Regions from separate parts of the Homo sapiens genome. Here regions 1, 2 and 4 are each linked to region 3. A link is an interaction called in ENCODE POLR2A ChIA-PET data of the cell type or tissue named here. Cell type or tissue: PC-9. All regions are shown on one strand. Links, peaks and the distances in the headings refer to the core of each region. The heading gives the core; the rest is flanking DNA.

Region 1 (7,872 bases), core at 1,028-6,027, 290 kb after region 3:
AATCCCTGTGCACATATGCACCTTCTCATCAAACACTAAAAATACAATTATTATGGAACCACAATTTTTTTTATATTAAAAAAATCTGAACCATGGCCCAAAGTTGAGAACAAGACAAGGATATCTACTCTCACCATTCCTGTTCAACACTGTACTGAAGGTCCCGGCCATTGCAATAGGCAAAAAAAAAAAAAAAGAATAAAGAAAAGAAAAAAAAGAAGCATGAAGATTAAAATGGAGGAAGTAAAGTTTAATATAGTTACTGATGACATAACTACTTATATAGGAGAACTTAAGGAACGTACAAATACCTAGTAGAACTAGTAAGTTAATTTAACAAGTCTGCAGCATATAAGGTTATTATACAAAACTCGTATTTTTATATATTAGCAACAAACAAGTAGCAGCAAATTTTAAAAACTCCATTTACAATAGTGTTGAAAAACATATAACACCTTTAATAAAACACATGTAAAACCTGTACACTGAAAGCTAAAAGACACAGCTTAGAGAAATAAAAGATGACCTAAATAAATGCTGACATAATAAGTTCATGGACTAAAAGACTTGATAAATATTATTAAGACAGCAATATGACATTTTTTTTGTCTCTAAAAAAATAGAGGTAAACCACAAACTGGGAAAAAATATTCATAAATCATATATTTGACAAAGTACATTTTTATATCTGCAGAATATATTAAAACCCCCAAAACTCAATAATAAAAGGGCAAATAATTCAATTAGAAAATGGCCAAATAATATGAACAAATATTTCACAAAGAAGATATAAAAATGGCTAGTAAGCACATTAGAAAGTGTTCAGTGTTGCCAGGGAAATGCAAATTAAAACCACATAGATCTTTCCACACACATTAGAATGGCTAAAAACAACCATCACCACCTAATGTCACATGACAAAAATGCAAGGTAACCAGAATTCTCATGGTGAAAGTGTAAAATGTGAAATGGTACGACCAGAGGAGTTCCAAGAAAACTGAACTTTCATCTACCTCATGACTTATCAATTCCTCTCGTATGTATTTTTCTAAGATAAATGAAAACAAAGGTCAAAGACAACAAAAAAACTGCGCAAGAATATTCACAGCAGTTTTACTCACAATGGCCAAAAACTGGAAATAAGCAAGGTTCATGTGATATTGGGAAGTACATATCTGGCTTTCCTCCTGTTTCCCTGCAAAAAGCTCCTAAAACCTTTGGAATCTCCAGAGTGATAGATAAGAGTGTCTTTTGTATGACACGACTGGTAGCTGGGGTCCCCTAGATACCTTCAGGATAGGGGATGGTCACCAGAAAAACCAAACAAGTGACTAGAGGGGTTGTCACCTTCAGCTCCAGACCCCCAACCTCCAGGGAGGGGAGAAGGGCTGAAGGTCGAGTTGATCACTAATGGCCAATGATTCAATCATGCCTATGTAATGAAACCTACTAAAAACCCAAAAGGCCTGGGTTCCAATGAGCTTCTAGATAGCTCAACACCTGGAGGTTCCTAGAGGGTAGTATGCCCATGTAGAAGTTCCATATCCTTTCCCCCATATACCTTCCCCCTATACCTTTCCCTATACATCTTCTTCATCTGGCTGTTCATCTGTATCCTTTGTAATATCCTTTATAATAAGTGGATGAACATTAAGTAGATGTTTCCCTGAGTTCTGCAAACTGGCAAATTAATTGAACTCCAGGGTCATAGGAATCCTGAAGTTACAGGTCACAACCAGACCTCTCAAGTTGGGAGCAATCTTGTAGTTCTGAGCCCTCAACCTGTGGGATCTGACACTATCTCCAGGTAGATAGTGTCAGAAATTAACTAAATTAGAGGACACCCAGGTGACGTCTGCTGGATAATCTGCTGCAGAATTGACTGGTTGGAGGGGAGAAATCCCTACATATTTTGGTGACCAGAGGCCACGAAAGTGTTCTATGTTGTACTGAGAGTAGACAGTATAAAAAAGTTTGGTATTTCCTATATCTCTTAAATTTCATTAACAGGAAAATAGATAAGCTGTGGTATATTCACACAATGGAATATTACTGAGCAATAAAAAATAAGCTACTGGTACTTGCTACAACATGGATAAATCTCTAAATACGATGCTGAAAGAAGCCTTACACAGATGAGTACAATTGTATGGTAGAGGGAGAAAACTAACCTTTGGTAGAAAAAAATCAAAACAAGTAGTTACCTCTGGGAGGTTGGGGCAGTAACTGATCGGAAGAGGTATAAGGGAACGTTTTCAGATAATAGAAATGTTCCTGATCTCAACAGCAGTTTGGTTACACAGAAGTAGGTATTTGTCAAAATTCAGCTAATATAAACTTAAAATTTAATTGTTACGTAAATGTGACCTCAAAAGAAAAAAATCGTAAAGAATTATCAAATTGTAGTTAATTATATGAATGCTTAAGTATTTAGTGCAAAGTGTACCAATGTCTGTCTGCAATCTTCTTTGGAATGCATCAAAAACATAAGATGGGCCAGGTGCAGTGGCTCACGCCTGTAATCCCAGCTCTTTGGGAGGCCAAGGTGGGTGGATCACTTGAGTCCAGGAGTTTGAAACCAGCCTGGACAATACAGCGAAACTCTATCTCTACTAAAAATACAAAAAATTAGCCAGACCGTGGTGCTGCACACCTGTAACCCCAGCTACTTAGGAGGTTGACGCGCAAGAATCACTTGAACCCAGGAGGCAGAGGTTGCCGAGATCACACCACTGCACTCCAGTCTGGGTGACAGAGAGATCTTGTCTCAAAAACAAAACAAAACAAAACAAGACAAAAAAAAATAAGATGGATGGATAAGTAGATGGATATGTGGAAAAACAGATAGAATAAAATGTTAATGATAACATCTAGGTGTGGCTATATAGGAATTCACTGTAAAAATTTTTTTTCCAATTTTTCTGTATGGCTAAATTTTTTCATCATAAAACTGTTGGGGGAAACCAGGAACTAGTTGGATGTTCACAGAATATTATTTTTTACTTCTTTTTTCTAAGTTTTCTATAATATACTATAGTCTTTTTAAATATTTTTAAAAGAAAGCAAATTAATGACATTTACTAAAATAATCAAATATAAGTGATTTTAAAACAAAAATCTCATTTTAGATTCAATAAAAGTTAAAATATTCACTATATTTGTTACACTGTCATACAATTCAGTAAGAATCTTTAAAAAATGTCGTTATGTAGCAAGTCACTGTTTTTGAACTAATTAAAAAAATTTAAAGCTAATTAAATATGCTGTTAAAAAGATTTTTCTTTTTATACCGTAAACTTCCCTTCTACTCAAAAACTTCCCCCATGTCATTCTGTTAATGTATACTCACTAAAAGTACATCATTTCTTAGATTTTAAGATTTTAATAACCAATAAAGATAATATTAAGAAAGCTGAGTTGGTTGTTTACTTTCAAAAGGGTTTTATCTTTAGAAAAGCACAAGTTTTATGCCAGGTGCTAGTCAATTGTGTCTTGTTAATTTCCAAAACAAACAGAGGGGAGTGCCATGCAATTTCCATTACACACACTTCACCATTAGTATCAGGGTTTATTAGCTTGACAATGCTCCAGGAGTAATGGTTTCATTCCTCAGTGAAATGAAATAATGTGCCACATAACTCAGCAATGCAGAACTTCTGAAAAATGTTGTCACATTAAACGGTCATATTTTTCAGTTTCCATTATGCCAAAACAAAGGCCATTTGCTGTAAAGAACTCACTCTGCATATGGAGAATTCCCACATGGGCCTCAGACTTACCTCATTGCTATGTCATATGATTCTGGATGAATACAAGTTTGGTCCAAAGGATTTGGCTTCAGTAAAACATTCACTGCAGTTTTGCTCTTCTTTTTGCCCTGCTTCTCATTTGTGACCTCAACGTCTGCTGAAGATGTCACAGCAACTCCTTGAATTTGGCCTGAAGTTTCAGTTTGCTGACTATATAAAACCAGAAAAAACCACATTTATGAAAAGGGGAAGGTTGGGCAGAAAAGTCTTCAAATTAAAATGTGCTTACTTCTCTGTCATACAAATATGCGAAAACAGCAACCAGATTTTGACCTTTTACTTCATAGAAACTACCACTTATTTGTTTAAATCACTGGGAAAAGGGCTTTCTGTTACTTAAAGCCAAAAACATTCTTAACTGATTGTATAATTGCCATTCTAAGAGAGAAAAGAGGAAAATGTAGGGAAACAAAATAATAATATTTCCCAGAGCTAAGAAAAACAAGCTCTCAAAAGAATCTATTGAGTGTAGAACAGGATGAATAGAAAAAGACTCATACTTGGCTTCGCGCAGTGGCTCACACCTGTAATCCCAACACTTTGGGAGGCCGAGGCAGGCAGATCACCTGAGGTCAGGAGTTCGAGACCAGCCTGGCCAACATGATGAAACCCTGTCTGTACCAAAAATAAAAAAATTAGCTGGGTGTGGTGGTGCATGCCTGCCTGTAGTCCCAGCTACTTGGGAGGCTGAGGCAGGAGAATCACTTAAACCTGGCAGGCGGCGGTTGCAGTGAGCTGAGATCCTGCCACTGCACTCCAGTTTGGGCAACAGAGGGAGAGACTGTCTCAAAAAAAAAGAAAGAAAAGAAAAGCAAAAGACTCATACTTGACATATCATGGATAAACTTTACAATATAAATAATCTTTAAAATTCTAAAAGGCTTTCAAGAGAGAAAATTAAAACATTACTTTAAAAGGATCTGGAATCAGACTAGCATCAGATTTCTCACTGGCAAACATCAGATGTCAGAACATAGTGGAACAATATCTTAAAGTTTCTGAGAGAAAATGATTTTGAATTTAGAATCGCATACCTAGTCAAATTAGCATTCAAGTAGGAGGGCAAATTGAAATCATTTGCAGGTATGTAAGGACTTAAGTATAACCCATACCAAGCTCTAAAAGAATTTCTTAAGGATTAATTCTAGCAAAAACCAATAAATCAAAGAAAAATGATGATATGAACTACAAGAAACAGTGCAGAAACCACAAAAACTGATTAAATTAAATAAGTGCTCATGAATGATGTAAATATATATACATTATGTGTATATACACATATATACATATACACTATATAGTATATATGTAGTATGTATAGTGTGTATATAGTGTGTGTGTACAGTGTGTATATAGTGTGTGTGTACACACATAGTGTGTATATAGTGTGTGTACACACATAGTGTCTGTAGTGTGTGTACACACATAGTGTGTATATAGTGTGTGTGTACACATAGTGTGTATAGTGTGTGTACACACATAGTGTGTATATAGTGTGTATATAGTATGCACATACACACATAGTGTATATAGTATGTATATACACACACACATAGTGTGTATATAGTATGTATATACACACACACAGTGTGTATATAGTATGTACACACACACAGTGTGTATATAGTATGTACACACACACATAGTGTGTATATAGTATGTACACACACATATAGTGTGTATATAGTATGTACACACACATATAGTGTGTATATAGTATGTACACACAATATAGTGTGTATATAGTATGTACACACACATATAGTGTGTATATAGTATGTACACACACAGTGTTATATAGTATGTACATACACACACATATAGTGTGTATATAGTATGTATATACACACATATAGTGTGTATATAGTATGTATATACACACATATAGTGTGTATATAGTATGTATATACACACATATAGTGTGTATATAGTATGTATATACACACATATAGTGTGTATATAGTATGTATATACACACATATAGTGTGTATATAGTATGTATATACACACATATAGTGTGTATATAGTATGTATATACACACATATAGTGTGTATATAGTATGTATATACACACATATAGTGTGTATATAGTATGTATATACACACATATAGTGTGTATATAGTATGTATATACACACATATAGTGTGTATATAGTATGTATATACACACATATAGTGTGTATATAGTATGTATATACACACATATAGTGTGTATATAGTATGTATATACACACATATAGTGTGTATATAGTATGTATATACACACATATAGTGTGTATATGTGTATATACACACATTTAAAAAACAAAAATATACATCTATAAGAATATATTTTATATATATGGAGGAGTGTGTATATATAGTGTGTATGTGTATATGTATATACACACGTATATACACATGCATATAGTCTGTATACGTATATATAGGTTAAAAAACAAAAATATACATAAAATATTTTTATATATGTATAAAATATATAGAGAGAGTGAGAGAAAAGGAGGGGAGGGGAGGGGAGGGGAGGGGAGGGGAGGGGAGGGGACGGGAGAGGAGAGGAGAGGAGAGGAGAGGAGAGGAGAGGAGAGGAGAGGAGACGAGAGGAGACGAGAGGAGAGGAGAGGAGAGGAGAGGAGAGGAGAGGAGAGGAGAGGAGAGGAGAGGAGAGGAGAGGAGAGGAGTCTGAAACTAAAATCCCAGATCATCTTATCATGGGAGGCAGAGAGAGTTGAAGAGAGAAAGATTGGGAAGGATCCTGTTTCTAGTCTTCTCTAAGAGGACAGACACCTATTAACTCCAGAGGTCAGTCCAAAACCAATTTAAGGATGATCATAAGAATAGAAGATGTACAACTTTGAAATCACTAAGGAGAGATAAAGATGAGATGGGAAAACAAGGAGAGAAACAGAAAACTTATTAACTGATAAATCTAATAAATAGCGTAAAAGGAAAAGAAGAATCAGAAAGCATGATGGAGGGGCAAAATACGTAGGAAGAATAAGCCCAAACATATAAATAAATACAACAAATATGAATGTATTAATAACAGATTGAGTAAAACCACAAAATCTAGCTATGTGTTTCTAAGAGCCATATCAAAAATTAAATGTCATAGAAAGTATAAAAATTAAAAAAAACAGGCATATACAGTAACATTGCTAGCAAATAAATTTCAAAGCAAAAAACATTAAATGTGGTAGCAATATTCCATTCTGAATAAACCTATAGTTCATGAGATGTAACAGTCACAAATCTTCAAGTACCTAATTATCAGCTGGAAAAGTACAAGGCTTTAAAATAAGCTTCATCAATAAGACACTGATTAGACTAAATTACAGCCCATCCATACAATTAAATTTTATGCAGACAATATAAAGAATAAAAAATTAGAAATCTATATGTAATAATTTGGAAAGAGATCCAGAAGACTGAAACAAATAAAGCAAGTTTCAAATAGTTGCAGAGCCTGATCCCTTGTGTATACATTTTTAAAATAATAAACATATACATACAAGGTGACATAACTGTAAATTTACTTTCTGGAAGCAACATATAAGAAACTTTTTCAAGTGAGACTTGAGAGGCATCTTTTACTTTTTGTTCTTTTTTTATACTGTGAGTTTTTTGGTGTTTTTTTGGTTTGCTTGTTTTTGAGACAGATAGGATCTTGTTCTGTCGCCCAGGCTGGAGTGCAGCGGCATGATCTCGGCTCACTGCAACCTCCACCTCCTGGGTTCAGGCAATTCTCCTGTCTCAGCCTCCTGGGTAGCTGGGATTACAGGTGAGCACCACCATGCTCAGCTAATTTTTGTATTTTTAGTAGAGACGGGGTTTCACCATGTTAGCCAGGCTGGTCACAAACTCCTGGCCTCAGGTGAACGACGGCTCCTGGCCTATGCTGTGAGTTTTCTAACCAAGTGTTCAAAGAACATATAAACTAACAAAAACAGAATCATTTTATCTTCAATTTTTTTCAATTGTGACTTCTAGGTTTCATGATCTATTTAGAAAGAATTTCCATCACTCTAATGCTCTGCAAGATTTCCCCATGTTTTCTTCTGGTGCT
Region 2 (7,872 bases), core at 1,772-6,771, 160 kb after region 3:
ATGGGAGTGGCTTCTCAATAGCCACAACCACCTGGAAAGTGAATAGAGAAGATGACAATCAGGAGACAAACGTGATTTGAAAAAAGGCAGCACAACTAAGTAGTGGACCCAAGAGGAATGCCTGTCTCCCTGTCGGCTCCTTAGGGGCTCTTGGCAAAGTGGCTCCAAAGGACAGGGGCATCTGATACAGGGCATTTGATACCTGGAATAGACCCTGGCTAGTGAGGTTGTGCCAAAATTCTTGCCTGAACATATTGGATTATAAAATATGTGGATATGACAAGCATATCTGTTTCCCCTTCCAAAAGCTACTTCTTGGTCTAGGATGCTGGCCCCAAGACCCAGCCCTCTGGGACTATTTTTATACAAAGCACAATCAAGGCAGGTTTGAGCCACAGAATCAAGGCAGGGAGCAGACAACCATGCAGGGAATCCAGGGGAAGAGAGCAAAGGGGAGGGGGTGTGACACAAGATCACTTGGCCTCAGTAAAGAGACATGTGCACAGGAGGAGAGACCCCACAGATCCCACGGTCCCTCAGCTGCTGTTGCTGGTGGCAGGAGGGGAACGGAGCCACAGGCTGAGAACATGGGCCCTTTAAAAAAAATCATTGACTTGAAGCCTTTCTCCAGCCACTTCTACCAGAAGTCACCGAGCTTTAGCCACCTCCTCCCTGCAGAAGCACAGGATTCCCCAAAATGCACAACTCAAGATAATGCCCCCAAAGTACATGGCACCACTTGGCCAAGGATGTGATGCTGGGAAGATCTTTAAAATATTTAACAATTGGTATGACGTGGGCACCAACCCATAAGAACAGCATTCTCACCAAAGGCATCTTCATGTTGGGTCCCTTCTGCCTTTTCATTTTAACCTTCAGTGATGTCCTCCCATGCAGAGCAGGCAGTCACTCTTACGCCTATCTGCTGAGAATTTTCTCTGTCGGCAGCATCAGCCTCTCTGTCCCAAATCCCTCCTCGTATCTAACACACTTCCCCCAGTGCCTAAGCTTTCTCCTTCAAAGGCCACCAAAGCATGTGACCCAGGCATCCCTCATTCCAACCTCCCGTTGTCACTCGAGCTTTTTCCTTGAAGTGCCTGCTCCTTTCCTTTGCTGGCCACATCTCCCCATCCTGAGCTCTGCCTTTGACTTCCTGACTCCAGTAATACTTCCCATGTTGTTGGCATCTCTTCCAGGACACTGTAGTCTGGATTTGGCACTTGATGTTATGAAACTCAGCCCCTGACTAGACAGTGCCCTGTGGTGTTCTTTTGACTGCTTCATCCATCAGTTCTGCCACCCCACCGAGGCTGTGCACGCCTGAGGGCAGGGAGCAAGCTTCAGGTTCTTCTTGTAATCCCCATTGTGTCCCAGGCAGGACTGGGCACTCTGCAGGTGTTCAATGACCATGAAGCAACCAAGTTGACTCGTGCCTGGATACGATTCCTGGTATAGACACTGATACTCACCTCCATCTTGGGGCTTCGGTTTCCTCATCTGTAAAATTAAAGGTTGTACTGTGGTCCTCAACCCTAGCATCACATTAGAATCACCTGGAAACTTAGAAGCAGTCTCACTAGCCAGGGCCTATTCCAGGGATTCTTTTTGACAAGTGTTGGGTAGGACTGGACATCAGTTTTTGTCCTTTTTTTAAGTACTGCAGGTGATTCCAATGCACAGCCAAGACTGAGCACACCTGAATTAAATCATCAAACAGTCCCATGCAACTCTGTGATTCCATGAGCTGAACTGAATGGGATGGTGTTCCAAGTGAGCTCATTTGTAACAGAGGGTTTGGTTTCAAGGTCATCCTGATGCACAGGTTGGGGAGAGGCCACAGGTGGGGGCTGTGGCAATAGCCACTGTCAGAGCTCAAGCCTTGTCATCATCTGTGCCTGTGACAGGTCCTCCCCTGGGTGCTGCTCTTAGGCGATGCATATTTCCAAAGGACTCCCAGATGCTGAATGAAAGGGTTAAGGACTCCCCAAAACCCACCTCCCCCCAACATATTATGTGCTCTTTAAAATGTCAGGAAAAGTTCAGAATTGCTGTTGGCAGGTCGTGCCAAAATTCTTGCCTGAACATATTGGATTATAAAATATGTGGATATGACAAGCCTATCTGACAGATCAGTTTACCTTATACTAAGATGATGTTTAAAAGAAAGACATGGTTTTTTTCCCTGTTGTGGTTTAAGGGTTTTGTGGTTGTTTTGTGTGTTTCCTCAGTGTTTTCTTTCTTTTCTCCTTCTTAAAATATTGTCCTGACTTTGAGTTTTGACATCAATTAAAAACTCAGCTAATGAAAAAGCTAAACCCTTGGGAACACATTAAAGACCACTTAGGAAAGTTGATTCCGGCTCCTTTTTCAAAGCCAAATCTTAGACACCAAACTAAGTTCAATTACAGACGTTCATTATTCCTTGGGTATAAAAGTCTTTTTATAACCCTCCCTCATTGTAGGGCTGCATAAATGGAGCATATTCATATTTTCCCTCTCTCTCTTTCTCTTTCTTCCCTTTCCTTCTCTCTCTCCCTCCCTCCCTCTCTCTCTCACTTGTTGAAACAAGCACAGTAATTGCATTACCAGATTTCTAGGATTAACTTTTGGTTCAAGGAAAAGTGCTGAGTTTGAGCGTGTATCTGTAATTAGAGGTGGTAGGGTAATTAGCTGCACACAGCTAGACGGTCTGCAAGGGGCCTAGAAGACAGGTCTATTTGTTCTGTTTCATCACATGATTTAATCAAACAGTGAGTGCCTTGCTCACAGGCCTCACAAAACAAATATTTGCTGATTGATTGGTTCATCAAACAACTGGTCAATTCAGTTAAACCAGCTCTTTGCTGTCCAGTAAGCCAAGGAAAGAAAAATAATTGACCTAAGTCTTTCACTTTCCAAATGGCTGCTTTGCTGCCTTACAGAAACAACTGCAGAACAGCACATGGTGGAGGTGTTGAAATCCACTCCTTTCTTTCCCTTTAATGGCTTTCCAAAATAAATAGCATTAAAAATCAATAGGCTACAAAATGAAGCCCAAAATGAAAATCTACAAAAGATATTCATCACTTTGTCTACATGAAGGCCTGCTCTCAAGCAGCCTGCCTCCTTGGGTTCAAGGTATGTCACATCACTGAGAGATGTTTAAGTCAGTGTATCCCAGGAGCAGAGCTATGTTATCCTAGGGAGGCACCCTCTCCACCACCAGCTCTCCAGAAGCAAATGCGAAGATGCAGTCAAATCTCTGGGTATTTTGATGTGGACCTGATCACATCTAGATGCAAAGGAGACATGAAGGCCAGATGCTGGTGTCCTGCCAGCTTCCCAGAGAAACCTTTGCTTTCTGTGCCACCTGTTCATTAGCAGGCTGCAAAAAACTGGCTGGAAGCCCCACTCTGCCCATTGGTAGAAATCCCCAGTGGGGAGTGCCTATGAGCAAGGCATTCACTTTATTTTCCATTCTGGAGCCGCTGTTCAGAGGATATTTGTCTCTGTTGGGCCCAGAAGAAAGAAGTTCGCCCCATAGTAAGGCAGGGTTCCAGCTGTGCACAGAAATGCCTGCCCGGAGGCTCTCTGCTGAGGCTGAAGAATGGCAGGGAGGCAGCTTTCCATGAAAAGCAATTTAAAGTGACATGATGTTAAAGGCCGGCAGTCCAAAAAAAAAGGCAAACATCCCATCACCTGTGAGTGATCCCCTGAGCCCGGGGAACATTTTTTAAAAATCTGTCTCACAATCACCCAGTGTTTAACTTGAAGTCCATTTGTTAATTTAGTAAACACAGACATGATATTGACAATATGCCTCTAATCCAGGCAGGAAGGAAGTATCCGGTGTCAGGCAACTCCAGGCCCTCTCTAGTGCCCCTCACCTGAAGGGCTGCATGAGGCGAGACAGCTCAGACAGCAGGTGGAAGGGCAATGGGGTCAGGGGTTCCTTAACCCTCTGAGGGCCAGGACACTCTCTCTTGGGAGTCGGGGAGGAATCTGTAAAGATCCTCTCTTCCCATCACCCTTAGCAGTACAAAGTGGTTTACAATTTACAAAACACCCTTCATATTTTCTGACTAAAGCTTTCAGGCCTGTCCTATGAGACAAGTTGTGATAGTTAATTTCTTACGTCAATTTGGCTGTGCTATAGTGCCCAGATATTTGGTCAAACATCATTCTATATGTTTCTGTGAAAGTATTTTTTAGATGAGATTAACATTTAAATCAAGTTAAACGGGCTTTGAGGAAAGCAGATTACACTCCATAATGTGGGTGGGCTTCATCTAAACAGCTGAAGGCCTTAACAGAACAAAGAGTTGCCTCCCAGAGCAAGAAGCAATGCTGCCGGCAACCTGCCTTTGGACTCAGCCCATGACTTGCCCCTGAGTCTTCAGCCTCATGGTCTACCCTGCAGATTTTGGACTTGAACCTCTACAATCATGTGAGCCAATTATTTAAATCTTTTTCTCTGTCTTCCCTCTCTTGCTCTCTGTCTACTATCTCTCTCTCTCTCACACACACACACACACACACACACAAACACACCCCTTGTTGGTTCTGTTTCTCTGGAGAACTCTGAATAATACACTGAAAGTGTTTTCAGTCCTGTTTTATGACGAGGAAATGGGCTTAGTGAGACTAGGAACTAACATTGGGCTACTGTGGTATAAACTGGTCACTCAGAATCAGTGCACTGGGGCAGGTTCACACACGATGACTTCATCATTCAGAAATGTAAAAGTCCAGGGCTGGTAAAGAACCCAAGAGGACAGGGCTGTGGCCCCTGATGTCAGACAAATATATGTCTTGATCATGTCACTTCTGTTCTTGAAGATTTCTGGGGCTTGTGCCCCCACCTCCTACCCCCTTCACCCATTGCTTCTTTCCACGCTGCTGATTAAATCTACCTTCTTTCTTAATTTAACCCCATTTTTTTTGGTGGTGTCATCCACACAAGGAAACATGCCTGATTGTAAAGTTTCTGGCAGGAGGCTTCTCCTTTAAATGACAATTTTAAATAGCATATACACAATGCTCAGAGCACAGGAGATACACTGCATGAGCAGTCATGTTAGTGGCATCCTACGAATGTAACCTGGGCTTTGTAAACCATAAGGCATTCAACATTCAACAAAGGTAAGGAGTCAACATTATTGTTCTAGGTTGCAGGACTGAGTGAGGTTGAGAGAACACACAATTCTTAGGTATGAGAAGCAGCTCATAAAATCTTCAAGTCCAAGGTTGAGGCTACTCCATGCTGAAATTTTGTTTAAGTAAGATGGTATGAGACAAAAGACCCTGAACTTAAGTAAGTAAATTCTGAACCCCTGGTTCAATCACCTTTCTTTTCCAAACCCTCTCACTTCTTTATGGTAAAATAAATAGGGTCCCCTTCTTTATTAAGGAGAATTGTTTTGATTGCAAGAAACAGAAACCAACTCAAGCCAACTTCAACATGCAAGTGCAGTTCTCACAGAACCCAAGGGCCAGAACAGCTGAGCCTAAGGCAGGCTCTGGAATCAGAAAATGGAAGGCCATGGGGGAACCCAGGAGACTCTTTTTCTTCCCCCTCCAATGACTTCTTTCTTGTCTCTCTGTAAACTCAGTCCACAAAGTAGAAAGAAGCCTACTCACTGGTCCTAAATTTGTATTTTTCCTTTGTTCAAAAGTTTAGTCAAGAATGGAATCTTGGCTGGACGCAGGGGCTCATGCCTCTAATCCTAGCACTCTGGGAGGTTAAGGTGGGAGGATCACTTGAGTCCAGGAGTTTGAGACCAGCCTGGGCAACATCACACCAGGCTAATTTTTAAATTTATTGTAGAGATAGGGGTCTCTACAAAAAAATTAAAAATTAGCCTGGTGTGATGGCACATTTCTGTTGTCCCAGCTACTAGGGAGGCTGAGGTGGGAGGATCACTCAAGCCTGGGAGGTAGAGGTAAGTGTTATCAGTCCTGTTTTATGGATGAGGACACTTTTTTAAAAAGAGAAAAAAGAGGAGGAGGAAGAGGAGGAGGAGGAGAACACGAAATATAATCTCTTGTTCCTTATTCCAGATTTTAGGCTAAGAAATTCTGATGGCCAACGTTTAAGCTAGATGTCCACTCCTCGTCCAGTTAGCTGGTGGGGGATGGTATCAGTTCCACCACCATGGCTGGCAGACGCCTATTCTCATGACTCATGGCTGTAGAATGTGGACCATGGCCCCCAAATTGGCAACCATACCAGCATTTCTCAGACCTGTCTCTGCATCAGAATCATCTGGAAAACTTGGGGAAAAAAATACAGATTCCCTAAGCCTATCTGGCACAGAGACCTTGGACTAGTGGCTGCAAGCAGTCTTGTCTACTTTTCCTAGAACATTCCAGGAATAGAAGAGAATAATCAGTACATTTAGCAGTACTGATTAGTACAGTCCTCCCTACTCTTCCATCCCTACTTCCTCTTACCCCATCCAAATGATTCTATGCAACTGTTTGAAGACCTGTTTTGGGGAACCACTGTAAAATATCATCAGACAATGCAGAATAAGAGATGCAGAATAATAAGCTAATGACCTTGTACACACTTTTCACTGTGTATCAAGAGCTTTCCCACTTACCAAGTTCTTCCTGCCCAGCTGGGCATTGTGCTAGGCTGTTTAATACGTATCACCTCATTGCATCCTCACAACCCCATAAGGTACATGCTTTTCATTTTCATTTGACAGACAAAGAAAACAAAGCTCAGAGACGTTAAGTGACTTGCGCAAGCCTTCTTAGTAAGCGACAAAACCACTTACTTATATATCTGTCTCCTTTGGTTGACCCTTTAGTGCCATGAGGTCATGGGTCAGAGGTGCCTGCTTTTGCCCATCCCAGGATCCCCAACACTAAGCGTGATGCCTGACATAGGAGAGGTGCTCAATAATGTCTGTGGGTGAATGTCAAGTAAATGAATGGCAGCCTGATGGTCTTTAGGCTGAGCCACTCCGCGTATCCCAGGGAGAGAGCTTCCCAACCAGCTGGCTGTGACACCTTCCCAAGTCCTGTGGGCTTCTCGGCGGACTGAGCTCCATATCCTTTCAGCGGCTGGGGCAGCCAGAGCCCTCAGACCTGGAACGTCCTCTGGCTGTTAGCACCTCATCTACTTTCCCTAGAATGTCAAACTATTATGTTCTGCGTGTGTTATGTTTTGTGAAAGTGGGAAGTATAGCACAATCTCATTTAAAGAGTAAAGATTCGTCCTGCTCATCAAAGATTTGTAAGGTGGGCTGTACCCCCAACACAGCTCTTTTTGGTTATCCAAAAGCCATTCTGAGATCTTCAGAAAATTGTTCTGCATTCCCCATGACGGGAGAGTAACTGAATGACAGTCCTTCTGAGCCAGCAGCCACCTCCCTTGCAGCTAGAGCACCCCAAGGCTTCCTTCACCTGGTCCAGACTTAAACTCAGACCCTAGTGGCAGGGTGCGGACAGGGACAGAGATGTTGACCGAGGCCAAGGTTGACAGTATCTGGCATTCCTCATATGAAACCCAGAATCTCTAAGGCCGATGCCAGGACGCCAAAATGCCTTTCCTGCCAGGGGATTATGTTCATTTGCACAGGATCTGAGATAGAAATTCCAAAGAGATGATACTGGAAACCAAAGGCCTATATCATATTAATAATACAGACAGGAAGGCTCCCCCAGCAGCTGGTAGCAAACATCTATTAAATAAAGAAAGGGACCTGGCCCCAGCCCAAAGCCCAGCAATCCAGCCAGGTCATTTCAGATTACAAATAGAAACAATTAAACCATATTATAGACCTTGTCTCTTGTTGGCTATTAGGTTTCTGCACTTACATGCTAATTTCTGAGTCAAGGAATCAGAGATCTCCCCAGATTAGGTATCTACCACCGCTCAGC
Region 3 (7,872 bases), core at 1,603-6,602:
TGATATGATAGGGGGCACAGATGTGGCCTTGCATTCTTTCTATGAAATGACCTCTGTAACTCAAGAGGACAAGAACCTTATGTGTCCAGTTCCCCTTTATATTCTTAGCACTGAGGTGAGTGCTCAGTTTATGTTCAATAAATATCTGCTGAAGGAATGACACTTGGGCTTCCAAGCCAGTTCAGCCCTTCATGAACTCTCCGGGTCTTTTGCTTTTCCTCATCTCTAAACTGAGAGGGCTGCTGCTGTAGTTCATTTATACTGCTGTATTATATTCTACTGCATAGATCTCAGACATATCATGTTGAGTGGGAAAGAAAAGTAAATATTAGATAATGACATGCAATATTAATTACCATCTTTCAAAGCTAAAAAAAAAAGCAAAAGTAAACAATATGCTGTTCAGGGATACATAGTATATCAGTCAGCTATTGCCACAATAATGCTGCCTAACAAATGACTCCAAAACTCAGTGGCTGACAACATTCATGTATTCTTACCCAGGTGTCTGTGGATTGGCTGGGAGTTGGTTAATCCAGGCTGGGCTCAGTTGCACTTAGTTCTAACTTCAGATTGGGTCCAGGTCTTCCCCATAGGTCTCTCATCCTCCTTGGAGCAGCAGGTGACCTGAAGCATGTTTTTCTCATGGCAGAGGCAGAAATACAAGTGGGGAATGTGGAAACAGGTGATTCCTCTTAAGGCCTGGGCTCAGAATTTTCACCGTCACAGCCTGCAACATTCTACTGACCAAAGCAAATCTAACATCTTGGGCAGAGAAATGTATTTCACTTCCAATGGAAGGAACTGCCAAATTATATGTCAAAGGAAGGATATTTAACTCAGAGCAATAATGCAATCTACCATGCTAACATATTTGGCAAAACTATAAAAATCATTGTGGGGGGTGGGGCTATAAACATAAAGTCCCGGACAGTGGTTATTTCTGTTGGGGAAGTAGGAGGGACATCAATTGTAATGGTCTGGTTCTAAGGTTGAGTGGTGGGTTCACAGGTTTTATTATTATGCTTTATAATTTGCATACATATTATCCTGCACATATCAAATGTTACATAATTAAAACAGTACATTTAAATAAATAGGTAAAGGGTGTGATCCAACTATACGAGAGGTTCTTTTCAGTGGTAACATTATATGTTCTACAGTTCTAAGGTAAGCAGGAACTAGGAGCTCACCTCTGGAGATGGAAAGCTCCTGAACGTTCAGCAGGAATCCTGGCCACCCGGCACCCAGGCTCAGACAGAGGCCTTTCTTAGTGTGGGAAGGTGAGAAGATGTATTCCTTGCCTAGAGAGCTATGAGAAGTCTGTAGGAAACAATTCAATTCAGATGTGAGATAGCACAGAGAGCCCTTGTTTCAACTGCTGGCTGACTTGGCTGCATATCCCAGTGGATACTCTGGCCTTGGGAGAGTTAGGTTATCCTCTCAGTCTGTTTCCCTGTTCACGGAGGAGAGGTCGCTATGTCATATCTCGGAGGATGGCTATGAATCTTAGAATGAGGGAGTTTCTATTTGATTTCTGATGTTGAGCACACAGGCCGTGAGGCACAGTGTGTTGCAAAGTTGAATACCTGTGTCTGAATCTGACTGTGCTGCTGGTGAGATGGGGATGGGTCCTCAGGCAGTAAGTTAACTTTTCCAGTTCTCCGTTGCCTTCTGTAATGTAAAGACATATGTTCTGTGGTTGAAATGAATGCTATGTGTTATGTAGCTGACACATAGAGGGGAGGGCTCCATAAATGTTAATCCCTTTCCCCTCCCACTTCCATCCTGTACGCAGCTTCCTTCCATCGATGGCACAAAGATGGTGGGGGAAAGAGGTCGAGTTCATGACCAGGTGTCTTCAGGAGGAGAGACGGCATGGATGTTGAATCCAGGCTCCTTGGTTGAAAGGGTGTCTCAGGTGTGGGTACTGGGAGGGGGTTGGGCCTAGGGAAGGATTATGTTTTCCATTATTCAAACATCTCCAATTTCAGCCTCCAATTTGGGGAAGCAAAATAATTTTGGCCCCCCAAGCAGTATCTGTCTCTGGAACTCATTATCTGCTTTGTTAAGTTCAGAGACATTCTGATAAGGGTAATTGAATTAGGCTTCTCAGGACTCCTACAAGCAGGCTGGCTGCCACAGTAGGGGGTCTTGCTGTCCAGGCTTCTTGACACGCAGGCTCTCCCTCCACTGTTCTGCTTTGGAGTGGGCCCTCCTGGGGGTTGCAGTGCCTTGGGCTTGGCCTTTGAAGATCTTTGCATTGCAGGGAAGCCTCTCTACACTCCAGAGTCTCATCATGCTTCCCAGGGTCCTGCTTTAAATCTCTTCCCAGCCCACTTTGGAGGCCTCTGGAAGTGAGGGGGGCAAGAAGTCTTCCCTTGAGGTGGAGGAATTTCTGGAGGTCAAGGAAATGTCCACCCGGGGACAAAAGAGCAAGAGGTCAAGGTTCAAATGATGTTGACCTAAATTTTTCCCAATTCCAGAAGGTTTTTTTTTGTTGTTTTTTTTTCCCTCAGGGAAACTTGCTTCCACCCTTCTCACAGATTTGGCAGGGCTCTGACACCTGAAATGACAGAAGCCTGGTCATTTGGAGATATTATTATGACAGCAGCCACTCAAGTTTTCAAACATCTGCAATAAGAGTTACATGACCCCTGTCAGAATGTGTGCAGACCAGGCCTCTATTTCTCACACCTTGGCCATGGTCTCTATACTCCCACCCATTCTTCCTCTTCTTGTGACCTGGCACTAAAAAACCTCATCAGGCCTGTTTGCCGCACACCTCTTAGGAGTTGTTTTTATTTCCTCCCATCGAACCAAGGCCTCATGGAAACTTAGCATAAAGGGAATAGTAACTATGCAGTGTGCCCTTCAAGGTCAGAGCAAGACCTTTCAGTTCCATGAATCTGTTAGTCCTGCCTCATTTCTCCAACCTCTGCCCACCAGGCAGCCCTACGTATCCATCCCCTGATGAGCCCACTGAGCTCCCATCAGTATTATAAGCAAAAGTAATGTATTTCAGAGACCACTAGAACAGATCTGGGTTCAAACCCCAACTCTAGAATTTACTACCAGTGTGATGTTTGGTAACCTGAGAGGATTAGCATTACGCAGAGGCTCCCGAACTTCCTCAGTTCATAGTGTCTTTAGCATCTCAGTAATTTTTCACAGTATCTCTAGGCCTTAAGAAAAATGTGTTTCATTTATCAGGAAGTTAGAACCAAACTATGTAATAGGAATTTATGTCCTGACAAAGTAATTACATATAAATTGAAAGAAAAAAGTTAATAGTTTGATTTTATTTTATTTTATTTTATTTTATTTTTTTTTTTTTTTTGAGAAGGAGTCTCACTCTGTCACCCAGGCTGGAGTGCAGTGGTGCGATCTCGGCTCACTGCAACCTCTGCCTCCTGGGTTCAAGTGATTCTCCTGCCTCAACCTCCTGAGTAGCTGGGATTATAGGCATGCGCCACCACACCCGGCTAATTTTGTATTTTTAGTAGAGATGGGGTTTCACCATGTTAGCCAGGCTGGTCTTGAACCCCTGACCTCAAGTGATCTGCCCACCTTGGCCTCCAAAAGTGCTACGATTACAGGTGTGAGCCACCGCGCCTGGCCGATTTTATTCTTAAGTAGTAATGATTGCTTATTAGTGGGATGCAGACACCTATTGGGCACTGTACAACTTCTCAGACCTTGGAATCTGACTGAACATTGCTTCCCTCATCTCCTGTTACATATTGACTTTCATTGCTCCACAAAGATGTGACATCATCAAAAGGAATGCAGTATGATCTAATGTTGAAACTGTGAACTACCTTGAGCTAGTAGTTTGCACAGTGTCTAACAGACATTAAGCATCATGATATTACCCTCAAAAATTTAAAATAATCCACGGTCTCCCTACAAATTTGCTTTGGCATCCAGAGTGGGAACTGTAGCAGTAGTGTTTGAAAAGTACCTAACATATTGTAGACATTTAAAAAATGGCAGCTATTATGACTTCTCTTTGAACTTTTAAAGTCACATTTGGTTGCCCTATGACTAAATTGCCGTGCCACCAGGCTAGACTACAGTCTCCCTGAAGGTTGACTTATCTAGGTATCCCCTATGAATGGAACAGAGTATGTGTTGGGTAAATGTTTCTTTAATGGTGGATGGATGGATGGCTTTTGGACCGCTCATCTCTTGGTTCATCTGTATTTACAAGCATGTGTGTATCTATCCATTATTGCATCTATGCATCCTATAAGCAGCGGAAACTTGACTTCTTTGTCAGCTGGAGCTGCCTCTCAACCCCTGTCCCATTCTAATGGATGGTGTTGACTCCTCTTCCTCTTTCTGTCTACCTCATGTTGCCTTGAAGAACCATCATCCTTTGGGCATCAGCTCTAGGATTATCTTTCATGCCTGTAGCTTGTTTTCTCAAAGTCTCTTCAAATTCTTGTAGGATAGAAGCAGGCCTAACTCGCCCATGAATTCCTGCATTTTCTGGTGTGGAATGTTGCTTACAGGGCTGACTGTGGACTAGGTGCTCAGTAAATACTTGCTACATGAATGACTTGATTTATGTTGTGGTTTTATGCAGAAACCAATGTCAACATTTTGATAAACTTGTCTAGTGACTCATTAATTACAAAATATGCAGCAAGTGAGAAGCCAGTACAGCCTCATGGCTCAGTGAAGGAAAGAAGAGTCAGGACAACTTCAGCAGTCAGCGAGGGCTTCACTGAGGAGGGGGCCACAACTGGATGTTGAATGGTGGGCAGGATTCAGAGGAGCCAAAGGAAGGAGGCAGGCTTTCAGGACTGGGATGATAGGGCACAGCAAGAAAAATGGCCTGGAGGAAGAAATGGGCTGGGTGCATGAGGGCCCAGAGAAGCAAAGGGCTTACTTGTATAGAGAGAGAATGAGATGGAATTCCAAGGAGTAACGTTGGCTAAGAAAATCCTAAGATCTTGAAAGCTAGGAGGAAGTACTTTAAAATGTGAACATTAGCAGTTAACTGGAAGGTATACTACAGAGTTGGCTGCATAACGGTGGTTCCACCATATTGAATCACTTTACCTAGGGAAAGGGGACAAGGGGTGGAGGGAAAATTAAAATAATATGCCCAGTTACAGGAGAAGTCCAAATGAAAACATTTTGCTTGGGTTTAACTGGCCATAGGTCTGATGGTTTTCTATCCACCACACAAGTAAATAGCTCAAGGGCAGGCTGCCCACCAGCATAAGCCTTTGTGTGGAAAATACTGCCAGTGTGGCCATGGAAAATGCCCTCTTGCTGACCATAATTATACAGAATGTGTGCAAATAAAAGCTGAAAGAAAACCCTTTTGCAGAAGCATGGTTTTTTCTGTTCTTATTTTGACAGAGTGGAAGAGAAATTCACAGACCATTTTCTCATTCTCCTAGTTGGGGCAGAATGAGCTCATGCTGCATGGCTGGGCTGGGGGTTGGGTTTCAGTGAGAGGCCTAAAAACTGGTTTCTCCACAGAGGCCTACATTGATGGGTCTTTCAGTCCTGAGATGGCTTGGTGTGGGGATGAGGGTCATTGAGGAGAAGGCCGCAGAGGCCGTTTCTTTGTTTAGCTCTGATTAACCAGAAAGGTTTGATCTTCTTCAGCCAAAGGGAGATGGGAGAAGTTGGGGGTGTTTAAAGCATGTATCTACTTTTTAAGGTGAACTTCAGCAGAAGGTAATTCTTCTGAGTCCCCAACTCTTTCGTGTGGTTCCCATCAGAGACAATTTCTGACTCTGAATAAGCCCAGAGCATGACAAATGTCTCCTAGAGAGAGTCCTCTTTAAGCCACAGGATAACAGATTTTGTTCCTTCAAGTTTTACAACTGCCCTTCCAGAAAACTGCCCGTCCTCTTCTTCTCTTGGATATTTTTAGGAACACTTGAGTGAAAAACACTTGAATGAAGAGTTGGTATTTGCCAGTCTGGCAGTGATGCATGCCTGGATTACCTGGTCCCATCAGGACTGGGCTCCAAAGTGCAAAGAGGCAAAGGATCGACAGCTGCTTTGGTCCAGCTCTGAGCTGCAAGGAGAAGAGAGATACGCTCAGGGTCCCTGCAATTATAGAAGATTTATTGCAGGACACACATGCAGTGGAGCTGGAAATGGTCTAGGAACTAGAAAATTAGAAGAATCCAAGGTAACCCTGGAGACCAGTCCCCTTCCCAACATCTCTTGGTCTGTCTGCCTGTCTGGCTCATTCTCTCTGCTTACTCATGGATTCTTTACTTCACCTTGCCTAGGGCCCATCACGACTGCCAGCTTCCTTCACTTCAGCAACTCTCTGTACAACTTTTGGCCTCTATCTCCAATGTTATCTGGCTATTTCTCAGTTTCTTTCTTTCTTTTTTTTTTTTTAAAGACAGAGTCTTGCTCTGTCACCCAGGCTGGAGTGCAGTGGCACAATCTCGGCTCACTGGAACCTCTGCCTCCCAGGTTCAAGCAATTCTCCTGCCTCAGCCTCCCGAGCAGCTGTGACTATAGGCACGTGCCCAGCCTCAGTTTCTTAAGAGAAATATAAAGGGCTCAACTAGCCTTGATCATTTGGAGGGGGGCAGGGTCTAATGGTCTGGTCAGCTCATGGTTTGGTTGCCCTTGTGTTGAGCACCCACCCAGAGCGCAGTTCATGGAGGGGTGGACAACATAAGGAGCAGAGGTTATGAGTTGGGGTGTGGACAAAGCAAGGACCACTTGCCATATCTATTACAATAATCATTCTGAACAGCACTGATAGGGAAGGCTGTGGTGAGACTACACACATTGTTTTGATCAGTTTAGCTAACATTTATTTCAAATGTAAAAAAAATATTTTTTTGGCCAGGTGTAGTAGCTCACACCTGTAATCCCAGCACTCTGGGAGGCTGAGGCGGGTGGATCACTTGATGTCAGGAGTTCAAGACCCGCCTGGCCAACATGGTGAAACCCTGTCTCTACAAAAATATACAAAAATTAGCCAGGTATGGTGGCACATGCCTGTAGTCCCAGCTACTCAGGAGGCTGAGGCAGGAGAATCGCTGGAACCCAGGACGTGGAGGTTGCAGTGAGCCAAGATCATGCCACTGCACTCCAGCCTGGGTGAAAAAGTGAGACCCTGTCTCAAAGGAAAAAAATTATTTTTATGAGAAGAAAGAACCTGATAATGAATACCAGGGGACTGTGACATAGTCTAAGACACACAGGTATATTTGTACCCAATAATACCCAAATAGCCTGGTAAATAATCTATACTTCTCACTTCAACTCTTTAGTGTCATGTTGGAGAAAAAACCTCATATTCCATCAAAAACAAAGCAAACCTTATTCAACTGGCTGTTCGCATTTTTAAAATGTGTTTTGTGTTTTAAACATATCATCTATTCAAAGGAGATGAGAGGAATTATAATGTTCAGGTTAAAACCCCCATTTCTTTTTAAACTTAACTTCTTGGGAAGACAACCCTACTTTGTCATAAGCAATGCCTCAGGATATGTAAATGCAACCGTGACCTGCCAACATGTATTTAGCATATTCTGGACTCTGTGACAGGTCCCCTTAGTTACAGCAGATGTTGTATTCAGGCATGGCAGAGGGACATGGCAAAGTTTGGGTATAGAATTTAGGATTACATTTTGCTACTAGTAACACATATCCAAATAGCACTAGATAAGACAAAGAAGTTCATTTTTCTCCCGAGTCAAAGTTTACAACAACCCATGGCTTTGCTGTGTTCATTCCAGCCTTGGGAACTCCAATTCTCAGGGGTGGTCCTCCTCCTCCTGTGGTCCAAGACAGAGCTCCACCTGTTGAAACAGCTCTGTTTCAAGCAGTAGGAAGGAGGAAGAGGGAAAGAAGTAGCACAGGGCATGTGCT
Region 4 (7,872 bases), core at 1,982-6,981, 1.6 Mb after region 3:
CTCTTGACCTCAAGTGATCCGCCTGCCTCGGCCTCCCAAAGTTCTGGGATTACAGGCATGAGCCACCACACCCAGCCCTTTGATACCATTTTTATAGAACGTGGAATAATATAAGACCACTTATTTGATAAACTCTTAAGAAGTTGAGAGCATAACATTAAGTTGTAATTCTGGTAAAGTATTTGTGTAGGGAGCCAAAATAATACAAACCACATATATATCTTTGTGGTGAAGTAATTTGATTACAGTTAGAACATAGAAAATCAGTGTGGGTGGTGAGATATTTCCAAACTAGTTCTTTCAAAATAATAAAGACTTTTTTTTTTTTTCTTGAGATGGAGTTTTGCTCTTGTTGCCCAAGCTGGAGTGCAATGGCACTATCTTGGCTCACTGCAACCTCTGCCTCCCAGGTTCAAGTGATTCTCCTGCCTCAGCCTCCTGAGTAGCTGGGATTACAGGCGCATGCCCCCATGCCCGCTAATTTTTTGTATTTTTAGTAGAAACGGGGTTTTACCATGTTAGCCAGGCTGGTTTCAAACTCCTGACCTCCGGTGATCCGCCCACCTCAGCCTCCCAAAGTGCAGGGCTCACATGCGTGAGCCACCGCGCCCGGCTGTAATCGAGATTTTTGACCCAATTTTATTTTATGTCTATTTGTGGTTTCTATTTAGTGCTTGGGAAATAGTTGTGGAATGGTTCATCCATACTAGATCTAAGTATTGCCCCTGGAAAGTTTTATATTTTATTGTGAAAATTAGAAAATCTGTATAACAAGATGTAGAATTATCCCATTTAAGTGGATTTCCAGGATTGACCTGCAAGCAATAACAAAGGATTTTTACCCACTATGCTTCAAACAATTATGATGCAAACTGTTTAATAGTAAGTCTTAATTCATTTCAGATTTCAGAGAATGTCTTAAGAATTTTGGGGATATTAATGTAGCACTACATCCTTATCAAAGAATATTGAGAATTCTGCTTTAAACTACCAGTTCATCTTTGAGACTGTTTAAACCTGCTTTTCTTTATCTGCAAAAGAAGTCTCAATTTTAAGCCATGTTTATGGGAAATGACTATACCTTAAACTGTGTAGAAGTTCTTTTAGGGGGAGACAGGAAAGGGAAAGTTTGTGTTGGAAGAATAGCATTTCTTTGATTACATATTTTTGTAGCTGACACTACATTTACATTGTTTAAATTGAACATAAAATTGTACCTGATCAAAAACATGTCTAGCTATGGAGTATGAGACTATTTAAATAACTCAGTATTATACATTAGGATTTTTCTTTTATTTAATTGGAGAGGAGTATGATCAGAATTAGTTGTAACTGTTGTGCTATGTTAGACCTTAAATAACTGGATTCCATTTGTGGAATGCTGTGCTTATTTTAAAAATTCTAATATTAAAAGAAAAATCACAGATCTTTGAGGTTAGCTAATTGAGTTGCTTGTAGAGGAAGGACTACCTGGGCTGGCTAGAGACAGAGGGTTGTTTATCCTCTTTAACATTTCCCATGAAAGACTCTGCACAAATCTCTTTCGATTGTTTATTTACCTTTTTAACCATTTGAAATTTAATTTTTTCCTGAGAGTTTCTTTGTCTTGGTCTTTAGAAGGATTGAAGAGCGGCCAGTCAGAATTCCCATTTTTAAAGAAAGGGTCTCTGTATATGTAAAAACAAACATTTGATCACCTTCATTCTCCAGATGGCATAATTCCAACTATATTATCTCAATATTCCTAAATTATAATACCGTTAACTGTTGTTTTGCTGTACTTTTTCTTCCCAGTTTTTAAAGGGTGGAGGAGGTAGCCAGACACGGAGCCCTTTGAGTTTTTTTTTTTTCTCTGATGCTTGAAATCCTGGGATCAATATTATGAAGGATGCTCCAGAAGGGAGTGAGGGTGGAGAAAGGTAGACTGTTTAGGCATCTGATTCATCCATGCAAATGATGAAGACTGAACCTGTTAGGGGGCAGTGGAGATGGAGAAGAGGGATAGGCCCAATATGGTTGTGAAGTAGGCTATAGACTCACATTCTTATTATTCACCACTCCCCAGAGTAAGTACAAAGGCAGTGGTAACTCTAGAATATCTAGCATGTTTTCTCTCCTGCCATTTGAATCTTCTCCTTTGGAGTATAGAAATATTCCATCAGGGCCGGGTGGCTCACGCCTGTAATCCCAGCACTTTGGGAGGCCGAGGTGGGTGGATTACAAGGTCAGGAGATTGAGACCATCCTGGCTAACACGGTGAAAACCCGTCTCTAGTAAAAATACAAAAAATTAGCCAGGCGTGGTGGCGGACATCTGTAGTCCCAGCTACTCGGGAGGCTGAGGCAGGAGAATGGTGTGAACCTGAGAGGTAGAGGTTGCAGTGAGCCGAGATTGCACCACTGCACTCCAGCCTGGGCGACAGAGACTCCATCTCAAAAAAAAAAAAAGATCCCATCAGCCTGTCTCCTTTAAGGTTATATATTTTTGTTACATCTCTTTTAATTTTGGTTTCTACATGTTTGTTGTTAGTACGGTATATAGTTATGTAATTGATCTTTGTGTGTTGATCTTGTATCCTGTGACCCTGCTAAACTCACTTAGTTTACTTTTCTTTCTTTTTTAAGATTCCTTAGGGTTTGCTATGTAGACAATCACATCATCAGAAAATGGAGTTTTATTTTCTCTTTTCCAATTTGCATGACTTTATTTCTTTTTTTTTTTTTTTTTTTTTGCCTTATTGAGCTGGCTGTTGCATCTCTTTTGATCTCTTGTTCTGGCCATCAGTGATTACATATCAAGGTTGCTAGACAGATTTGTTTCTTCTGCCTAGAACAGTTTGCATGGGCTGGTGTTTTCCTTGAGCAAAGATTTTAATTACTGATTCAAAGTCTTTAACGGCTACTGATTTTTAATTTCTTCTTGAGTCAGTTTTGGTAATTTATGTTTTTCTAAAAATCTAGTCATTTCTTCTTAGTTTTTAAATTTATTTGCTTACAGTTGTTCATAGTGGTCTCTTACTTTTTTTTGAGACAGGATTTTGCTCTGTTGGTCAGGCTGGAGTGTGATAGTGCAGTCACAGCTCACTGCAGCCTTTACCTCCTGGGCTCAAGTGATCCTCCCACCTCAGCCTCCAGAGTAACTGGAACCACAGGCGCACACCACCATACCTGGCTAACTTTTGTATATAGAGGCAGGGTTTTGCCTTGTTGCCCAGGCTGGTCTCAAACTCCTGGGCTCAAGCAGTCTGTCTGCCTTGGCCTCCCAAAGTGCTGAGATTACAGGCATGAGCCACTATGCCCGGCTAGTCTCTTTTAAATCTGTTTTATATCTCCATGTGTTCCCTTTTTTATGTCTTGCATAATGTGTCCATGTAGTCTGTGGCCCTGGGCTGTTACACTTTTTAAGGTTTCTTTGTTCTTCTCTTCCTGTGGTCATTGTACTTACACGTAGTACTCCTCTATAACCACATCCCCAACCCTTCTAATTTGCAGTTTCTAAGCTGCTATGCCCTTGGTGTCTAGCAAATAAAGTTTGCTTAAATTGAAGGTCAATTTAGAGTAAATAGGCATAGAGAAAGAGCTTTAAATATTTACATCTGAGAGCTTGAACTTTATCGTCATATTGTCCACATGTGGTACTCAGCAAATGTTAAAATGAATATTTAAAAAATCTTTTCAGATTCTGAGCTTTTGATAGGTTAGGTTTAATTTTAGTTGTTAATAAACTAAAGATTTCTTGATTGTCCTATTTCTAAAAACTAAATTTGTATGTTACATGCTAATTGGTAAAACCAAAACTAAGCTGTATTACTTGGAGTTTCTAGTTGATGATTTTGTTCAACATGCTTCTCTACATTTGTTTTCTTACGTGATTAAAAGTTATCCTTATTTGCCTTTACTTCTCCCGATACCCTTCTCAAATATCCTGCTAAAGACTAATTTTAAGATGTTTCCATTGTCTTTTCTCTTTTCTTTTTCTTTTTTTTTTTTTTTTGACACAGTCTCACTCTGTCACCCAGGCTGGAGTGCAGTGGTACGAACTTGGCTCACTGCAGCCTCAGCCTCCCAGGTTCCAGCAATCCTCCCACCTCAGCCTCATGAGTCGCTGGGACCACAGATGCATGCCACTTGGCCTGGCTAATTTTAGAAAATCTTATTGTAGAGACAGGGTCTGTCTGTTGCTCAGGCTGGTCTCAAACTCCTGGGCTCAAGCGATCCTCCTGCCTCAGCCTCCAAAAGTGTTGGGATTATAAGCATGAGCCACTGTGTCTGGACAAATTTTCCTTTTTCTTATGGTGTCAGGGAGGGTAGATCCAAAAAGGGGCACGCATTGTCCTGATCAGTTTCTTTCTTTGTTTCTTTCTTGGATTCATTACAAGTTGTCAAATTATTTTCCATTAGTTTTTTTTAGAGCTAAAATTTGGCATAGGAGACAGTAGTATCTTTTAAGTTTGTTAAAGATTAGTAAATGTATTCTAAGCAGTTTTAGATAAAAAGTAAAAAAGTTGTTATTATCAAAACATTATTTTATTTATTTTAGTCCTTAGAGTCTTCATATTTCTTGTGATACTTGATCTAAACTGCTGGGGTTATAAAGTGGTTATCCTCCCTAGAGAAGGAAATGGTGCAGATTCCATTTGCTCACTTACCATTGGTAACTGAATATTATTTGTAAATTATTAGCAGAATCATAATGAGCTCACTGTTAAGTAGTTCCCCTAATCAGAGACTCTTTTCTGGATTAAGCTGTCTGCTAAATTCCTCAACTGAGAGTTGTTTTACTTTGTTGGTATTTTTGTTTATATTTAACCACCTTTTATATTAAGGGAGATTTGTGGGAAGCATTGATGCCCTGTGCTCTAGTAAGCATGATCAGTAGAGGCAGTGCTGACAGTACTAGTCACATGTGGTTATAATGCTGAGTAAAATGTTATTTACTTTACTAAGTTGGTTTGCCTAACGGAAGTAGTCTCCCTGGAGATGGGATATCAATGCAGAACTGACTCAGCAATAATCTCTCCCTAGTCATAAAACAGCCTTACTTTTTGTTACTGTCACTAACATGAACTAACATGCTTTGGATTGGTTGTATATCAGAAGCTATGATTTTTGTCGCCCTATTATATACTTAGTTGTTTTTACCTTATGTCATGTTATCCTGGAAAGGCCGAGACTTAGGTCTCTAACACAGCTAGTGGGAGCTTGAATTTGATTTTAGGTCCTGCTAAATCTAAGGCTTATGTTGTTTGTGTTATACCACAGTCTGCCAATAATGCTGGCCAAATAAGAAACATTTTGATGAATCGTGTATTTGTTAGTATATTACATAAGATATTTTCCCCATAAGAAAATGAAGCATAACCTCTTAGGATTTTAGGCTTCTCTAGTGTACAGTATCTATAGAGCAAAATTTAAATTGTGGTAGTGTTTTATAGACTAAAAAAGAATCAGAAGCCCCTCCAAATGAATAAGGACTGTGTTCCCGGACCTTACCCAGTACTGTACAGATTAGCTATCCTTAGTTTTTGTAGATGAGCTGTAGAGTCAATGGCTTAGGAACATTGAAATGTCCATAGTGTTTCTTAGGATATAATATGGAAGTTGGAGTCATGGATAGAACTTTCACTCTGGCAGATACTGTACATAGGAAAGTGACATTTGTGGCATGACCCAGAAGAACTGAAAGAAAGAAGTATTTTTTAAAAGAGAGAAAAGCTAAAGATGCTAGATAATACTGGTAACATTTTTAAAACCTCTCTGTCTTTTGAATATCTCCTATGAGCCATTTTATGTATATTATTTCTATCATCACATCCAACCCATAAGGTAGATATTATCGTCATTGTACCAAGGGGCTAATTTAGGTTCAGAAATATGAAGAAAGACATTCAAGGTTATAGGATTCTTAAATGGTAATGCTGGAATTCATCCTTTCTGCTCCTGCCTCCCAAATGTTTGATTGTTTTATTGCCTATCCGCTTTTCATTCTGGTGCCCTAAGCAAAGCATAGGCAGTATCTGTACGTGAGATTTGGGCTTAAGAATAAGATTTCTGCTAGGCTCGGCGTGCCCTCCTACGTGATACCAGAAGTTAGAATTGTGTGGATAAAACTTAGGAACTGGAAATGTAAAATTAAATACTTACTTTTTTTTTAATTAGAAAAAGAAATAGCCCTAAAATTGTCTTTTTTGGAGAGTAGGATTGCAGGGACTGTATCACACATGACTCTTAATTTGGTTCTGTGTCTTCTTTTTTCTTCTTTTTAAAAATGGACCACTATATTAATGTACAGAGAAAAATACAAGAACTTATTAAACTCCATCCCTTGAAATTAGGCATCTGATTACAAAATACATTCTTAACTGACCATATAATTAAAAGTAGTATTCAGAGAAGCAGTAGAACTTACTAATATAGAACCATTTGTTACAATAATACCAGAACATTTCTGAGCGGTATACAGGCCTACACAAGGGTCATGGGTTTAATAGTTGATAGGCATTTAAAGTACAGATACCGAAACATTGTTGGTAGGCCCATGAATATACTTGAGATTCTTTTGGTCAGAGTATTGTTTCATTACAATTAAAATAGAATAGGCTAGAAATTTTCTTTTGAGTATGCATGTGCTACCTCTGTCAACTTTTCATGTTGGAGTGATGCTGAGTTTGTATAATAATTTGAGATATATTCCATCTTTTTATGTTCTCCAATAATTCAAAATATGGATATGATGTATCCTCTGAAGTTTTAAAGAACTTAATGACACTATTGTACTTGGACTTAGAATAATTAATATACTGTTCTAAAATTGACTCAAAAAGAGGTAGAGAAGCTGAATAGACCAAATAATAATAGAAGAAATTGAAGTCCAAGTTGTTATTAATCTCTCAGATATATCGGTTTCTACATCTATAAAATTAAGATAATTATTACTCGTAGGGTTGTTGGGAGAAGTAAAATGCTTATGTCAGAGCCTGGTACATTGTTAGCCCCCAATAATGTAAATTGTCATCACAGCCATTACTGTCAAGATTATTACTCTTTTTTCAAGATTCAGCTTTTTTCCAGAGTTTTATTTCTTTGATTACTCACTTCAAAGAATCTTAGATTTACTGTTAAAAAATGTAATTGCCAGAGGTTTTTCTCTTTTGCTAGTCTGATTCCATCTCTGACATAGTTTACTTAAAAAAAAATACACTTTATAAGAAATAAAAAGGAATGTAGACACAGACATGCAAGTGTTTTTTTTTATTATAAGAGAAGATTATGTACAGGTTTTGCATAAAAGAAAACATGTGGAAAGATACTCACCAGAATATTAACAGTGATTATCTCTAGGTGGTGGGACTTCAAGTGAGGGTTAGATTTTTTAAAATATTTCTGGAGTATTTTAATTATTCTGTGTGTATATTATTTTTCTAAGAAAGTTTTCTATTTTATAACTTCATGCTCTAGTGATCATCCATTTACTTAATGCACTTAAGATGATAATCTTAGAGTATTGATCTTCAAACTGTTCCATAGAATGACTGTTAGATTTGGTAAACATAATCTTAAATGTTTTATGTAGTACATCAGGGGTTGGCAAACTATGGCGTATGGGCAAAATCTGGCCCACCACTGGTTGTTGTATAGCCCACCATGAACTAAGAATGGATTTTATGTTTTTAAATGGTTAATGAAAATCAGAAGAATAATATTTTGTGACAAGGGAAAATTATATGAAATTTAAGTATCACTGACCATAAATAAGGTTATATTGGCATGCAGCTATGCTTATTTACTTGCATGTTGCCTATGGCTGCATTCAGGCTACAGTGGCAGAGTTCAGTAGTTGCCATAGAGACTGTACGGCCCACAAAACCTAAAA

What was found. ChIA-PET counts read pairs that join two places held together with the same protein. Peaks named below come from ENCODE experiments on the same cell type or tissue, not always from the same donor. Only the 100,000 strongest peaks of a DNase experiment are listed, where the experiment ranks them.
Region 1: POLR2A ChIA-PET joins it to region 3 with 9 read pairs; 3 of 35 experiments call an interaction of 5 or more read pairs at or near these places.
Region 2: POLR2A ChIA-PET joins it to region 3 with 5 read pairs; 2 of 35 experiments call an interaction of 5 or more read pairs at or near these places.
Region 4: POLR2A ChIA-PET joins it to region 3 with 8 read pairs; 1 of 35 experiments calls an interaction of 5 or more read pairs at or near these places.

Annotation. Positions count from the first base shown.
Region 1 is chr2:45,409,335-45,417,206 of GRCh38, forward strand. It overlaps SRBD1 (S1 RNA binding domain 1), which reads right to left. Exons shown (of 21, transcript NM_018079.5): 19 at 3,780-3,959. Among named protein-coding and RNA genes, the nearest start is that of LINC01121, 160 kb to the left of the region's middle. In PC-9, for the core only: no CTCF peak of the experiment used is centred there; no DNase peak of the experiment used is centred there.
Region 2 is chr2:45,270,928-45,278,799 of GRCh38, forward strand. No RefSeq gene overlaps it. Among named protein-coding and RNA genes, the nearest start is that of LINC01121, 20 kb to the left of the region's middle. In PC-9, for the core only: no CTCF peak of the experiment used is centred there; DNase peaks (open chromatin) are centred at 2,804, 3,754, 4,674 and 5,104; H3K27ac peaks cover 3,859 bases.
Region 3 is chr2:45,115,478-45,123,349 of GRCh38, forward strand. It overlaps LOC107985809 (a long non-coding RNA gene), which reads right to left. Exons shown (of 3, transcript XR_001739190.2): 2 at 5,974-6,046; 3 at 993-2,566. Among named protein-coding and RNA genes, the nearest start is that of SIX2, 110 kb to the left of the region's middle. In PC-9, for the core only: no CTCF peak of the experiment used is centred there; DNase peaks (open chromatin) are centred at 3,754, 4,554, 4,934, 5,294 and 1 weaker place; H3K27ac peaks cover 2,657 bases.
Region 4 is chr2:46,744,213-46,752,084 of GRCh38, forward strand. All of the region lies in intron 1 of SOCS5 (suppressor of cytokine signaling 5), which reads left to right. Among named protein-coding and RNA genes, the nearest start is that of SOCS5, 49 kb to the left of the region's middle. RefSeq lists an enhancer at 4,838-5,132. In PC-9, for the core only: no CTCF peak of the experiment used is centred there; a DNase peak (open chromatin) is centred at 4,969; H3K27ac peaks cover 720 bases.